2 separate regions of the Mus musculus genome follow, and region 2 is linked to region 1. Evidence: chromatin loops called from intact Hi-C (ENCODE). Cell type or tissue: left cerebral cortex. All regions are shown on one strand.

Region 1 (2,500 bases):
TGTACAGAAACTTGAAAAAGCAGGATTTTCTTTAGATTTAAATGGGAGATAAAGGTTGGTTAACGAGACCTGCTAGGTTATGATTTGACATATAGAAAATGTTCAAAAAGATCATCTTTTTAGCTTGCCATAGCAGGGCATGCCTGTAATCCCAGGACTTACGAAGCCAAGATAGGAGGATCACAATTTTGAGGCCAGACTGAGATATGTAGTGAGACTAATGCCATAAACAAACAAACAAACAAATTTCTTATTTAAGGGTTTGAAATGATGGCTAACATTGTCAATTTGACAGAAAGTAGAATTACTTGGGAGTCTAACCTTTGGGAATGTCTGTCTGGAGGACTCCAGAGTACATTAAATAAGGTAAGGAGATCAACCATAACTGTGGGAGGCACCTCCACCTGTTCTGGGTTTCCAGGAATGACTACAAAGGAGAAAAGAAGCTGAGAACCAATATGGTTCTCCCTGTGCTTCCTAACCATAGAGAAAACAGGGCCAGATATCTCAGGCTCAAAACTCCCCGTAACTTCCCTGCTATTGTATAAGACACCTTCAAACTGTGGGTCAAAGCAAGCCCTTCTATAACGTGCATTTGTCAGAACAATGAGAAAGCTAGTAGACAGTGCAACTCAGTGTCACAACATTTGCCTAACTGTACAAGGGCTCAGGCTTGCTGCCACCTAAAAAAAAAATGTCTGATTTTAAATTTTCAAAATATTCACTAAGGATCTATTAGATTCCTCAGTAGATATTAATAACCATGATTCAACGGTTTACTTCTTGTGATCAGAACACCCATGTTCTTTGGATGCACAGATTGTATTCCCATAGGTGACAGTGTGGTTATCTGAAATGGAGGGGTCAGGGATCATTGTGGAAGGAGAGGTGTAAAAAGTGCATGGTGGTAGATGATCTCTTCTCCCACAATGATCCCAGATCCCTCCATTTCTGCATGCAAGTCACAGAAGTTGTAACAGCATGCACAATACTGGTTCATGCTCAAGCCCGGCCTAATCATGCCACAAAGAGAAAGAATTTGGTGAGATGCCCCATTCCAAGCCAAGAAGTTGCAGACAATTGATAGCTGCTGAGAGAGAGAAAATCAATTTCTCCTGGTAAGTTGACCATGCACCAGTAGTCACATCCACAAATATGTGGGTAACACAAATTGGTCTTGATTTATTTATTGAGACACAAAGTTGGGTTGGGTACGGAAGCAGGAGTCAATCTGGAAAAAGTTGAGAGGAGAATAAATATGATCCAAAGACATCATAAGAAAATCTCAAAGAACTACTAAAATAATTTAAAAATTAATATTAAAAAATAAATGTTAATATCACATGAGAGAGTTTCACTTAGCACTTTATAAAAGAACATTTGACTATTTTACTAGAGTCTAATGAGTCATGCTGTAAACCATATGGGGTTTTATGAAAATATTGTGCATAGAAAACTGAAAATTATGTTTAGTCACACTTGACACTATTCCAGTGGAAGTGAAACTTCTGACTCCCACAAAATATCACTAGGAGATAGAGCCATTTTGCTGCACAATTCACATTAGAGACATTTAAACTGCTTTGCAATATTTCTGGAATTCACATATTTTACTCTGAAGTGTATTGTTCAGGGCATGAGGATTTGTGGGAGGAATAAAATAAGAGTGCCCTAGGCAATGATTAAGGGTAATTAGCTTAAGCTCTAATGCAAGTGTGCATAGATGTCTTGGACACATCCTGTGTAGTCGAGCTGTTTTTCTAGGGAACTGATCTTAAGACTCAGTTCCTAACAGTTGCATGCTTCCAGACAATGAAGGTTGAGGAAACCAAATAATAGGTTGTGAGCCTACACTTATAAGGTGCTTTAATGTGAATAAGTATGTGATACTGTGTTCCTATAAAGCAGAATTCCTCATTGTAGCACAGAAGGAAGTGGCTCATAACTAGGGATGGGATGTCGGGAAATCCTCGTTTGCTCACAGGTTAGGAAAGGATGTGACATGGCATTTTGGGTTTCCTTTCTCTCTCCAAACCCCTGTTCATACTGTATAAATTTTAAATTTGTTAGCACAAATCCTGAATAGAATTATATTGACTTTCCCCTCTTCTGATTGGACCTGGTAGAGTTCAGGCTCTGATAGTCAGTGGGAAGAGGAATTGAACAGGACAAGCTAAGTATGTATCAGTTGCTGATTCAAATCCCTATTTACAAGACATAACAATAAAATTATTAAGGCTATATTTATTGTGTCATGAGAATGCTGTATAGTTTTATTAACAATTCAGGGCATCCCTGGAAGTGATATCCAAAAACACAACTGTTATAAGTTGGTAGCATTTGTTTAATTTACTGAGAGTTGCTCCTGCTTAGGTATACTGGACCATGTTTGCTAGCTCATAACTAGTGCTACTGTGGAAAAAGCACACTCAAATTTAGAAAAAGAAGACACACTAAGTGCAAAGGAATAGTGCATAAAAGCATCTAGAGAAACTAAAGT
Region 2 (2,500 bases), 520 kb after region 1:
ATCCCTCCGCAGCCCAGATGTTTCTCTTCGAAACCTTGCCTCTATCCAGCTGAAAGGCAAAGGGTATTCATAGAACCTCCTCTCTTGGGATATTAGTAAAAGAGAGCTTTGCTTCTCTGACAAGGTACTATTGCCTGAAGTTAAACATTCCTGCTGGAGTTATCTTTGGTTCATCCCTTCCCTACTTAGGCCTTTTGTGCCTGGCCCTTTTCAACTGATGCTCTTTGTTGTCTGGCTCCAACTTGCCCTGTCAACATGGGATGTAGCCTCTCCATCTTCCTCTGAGAATGCCTGCTCACAGTCATCTCTAAAAAGGGTCCTTCCTCCAAGGCTCATGGTGCCTTACCTATGAGTACCACCGATTTCTTAAAAGAGATGATTAGAGAGGCTTTGACAACAGTTCTTAACTTGCTTTGCTTAAACTGTAAGGAAATCATGAGATTTGAGTGATATTTCCTGGTCATATTTCACCTTTTCCTGTTTTAGTTACTGCATTTGATATCCTTTAGTTTCCGTCTCTTACACTTTCCAACTAAATTCTAAAGTATTGTGTTAATTTTTGAGTCCTAAAGTCATTGTCATGATTTAAAAAAAAATAGCTCCAATTACTCAGTAAGTGTTTAAAAGAAATTCTATTTTTTGCCCAAAGTCTTGACATTTCAGGGCTGTTATTTGCTCGTGTATGATTTGCAGGGTGGTGATAACACTAGACTGTTTTTCTACCTGGGTTTGAAAAAAACAACGTATATGCACTTTCTGTCCTAGATAAGCTAAGCAAAAACAATATTTAGTGACACGTTACTCAAACTTCTACAGGGGTCAGGAAGAAACTACAAGCAACTTTCATTTCTTCTCTCCTATTTGTTCTGTCCTCTGTAAAATTTAGCTGCAGTAAAGAGGCACCTTTTCCCCATTCATCACTGTAAGTTAGGGAATAATTTTATTGCTGTGAATGTATTTGGCAGTGCTCCCATCTCAAAGTAAGAGATGGTAAGCCGACCCATTTTCTCATAAGATGTATGCTTCTGTATCCTCAGCCAATATTCCTTAGTCTGCTGAAATACATTAAAGAGTGGAAAATGTGAATAGACTTGTCTAGCTGTGTCACAGAAGTGGATTGAACCATAAGGCATATAGGATATAACTCACACATAGTATAGTAAATAACTTCAGAAATAGACACTTCTTTTCTGGGAAGTAGAACTTTAAAATAAACCAGAGGCTACAAGCCAACAAATGATCAAGTCAAACTAGAAGCTGCATCCCACTTAGTGACCAACCAAGACAAACAATAAAGCCTTTGTATAAGTTTAGAAGTGTACAGGGAAATGAGTGCTAAGTAAATATAATGCAGGATTTCCAAGTATTTAAAAACCTACATTAATACAATGTAAGAAAAAACAAGTTTCGCTGTACAAATTCCATTGTATAAGTTTCCCCCTTTTATAAAAACAAGTTTAAAAAAGGAATCCTAACCATTATAACATGCATTAGAACAGACTAAATTGTACACATGTGTATGTCTGTATGTCTGCCTGTCTGCCTGTCCTCATTGATGCTTTCCTGCTATATAGTATGCAATAGATTCTTTTGAATGGAACTTCACAAAGAGTTTTCAATGTATCATCTATCATCTCACCTGACACAGCAGTCTTGATGAAAAGATACTATAGTATCACAGAAACTGAAGCTAGTCAGGAAGTCAGGAAAGGGAGCCTTGGTGAAAGATACAGTAGACCACAGTATCCTCTACACATCAAATCAGTATTAGCTAAGTAATCGAAACTTCCTAAGGATTCAGTCCCATTGAACTCAATCACCCTTCATTCACTATCACAGCACTTCTTTTCTTCATAATTTTACTCAAGATAGAGTACTTTATTGATCAACTGTGCATTTACTTGCTTGTTGTCTCTCAAATCCTGCTAAAATGTCTACAAAATAAAGAGATCCTTGACTGCCTGAATCCCTACTCAGCTGTCTAGCATATGATAAGCACTCTGTAACACTTGAATGAACAAATGAATCAACAGACAACCATCTACCCAGGCAGAGCAGGGTGGATCACAGGTTGATTTCTGTCTGTGCATATCGTTGGGTAATACAGGTTAACTACTTGAGCTTGAGTGTGTCCGTGTTGTCGTTGATTGGAAATTTTGATTATTGCTCTCTTGTGTGTCTAGGAAGCCCTCAGGAGAAATAACAGGATCATAATAAATGTCAAGGAAACTGAAAGGCCTAATATAGCCCTTTTCTCACATCCTAAGAAGGAAATGTGGGGTTTGGGGGTTTGTTTGTTTGTTTGTTTGTTTATCTTCACAGTTCCTCTGTTATAGTTAAGGGATTCATAGGAAGCAACTAAAAGAAAGAAAATGAAGTCATAGGTCTGACTCTAAAAACAGATCCCTTCATGGCTCATATACATGCTGTTCTGATGTGTACTAAGTACATGTCTGCCATCATCACCCTTTGCATCATGGCCGTTCTTTGGCAATATGGT

What was found. A loop is a pair of places that touch in the nucleus more often than their neighbours do. Peaks named below come from ENCODE experiments on the same cell type or tissue, not always from the same donor. Only the 100,000 strongest peaks of a DNase experiment are listed, where the experiment ranks them.
Region 2: it touches region 1 in a loop (2.1-fold over the local background); 1 of 42 quality-filtered maps calls a loop at or near these places.

What each region holds. Positions count from the first base shown.
Region 1 is chr8:39,600,274-39,602,773 of GRCm38, forward strand. All of the region lies in intron 8 of Msr1 (macrophage scavenger receptor 1), which reads right to left. Among named protein-coding and RNA genes, the nearest start is that of Msr1, 41 kb to the right of the region's middle. In left cerebral cortex, no CTCF peak of the experiment used is centred here; a DNase peak (open chromatin) is centred at 1,516.
Region 2 is chr8:40,118,914-40,121,413 of GRCm38, forward strand. No RefSeq gene overlaps it. Among named protein-coding and RNA genes, the nearest start is that of Fgf20, 170 kb to the right of the region's middle. In left cerebral cortex, no CTCF peak of the experiment used is centred here; a DNase peak (open chromatin) is centred at 1,031.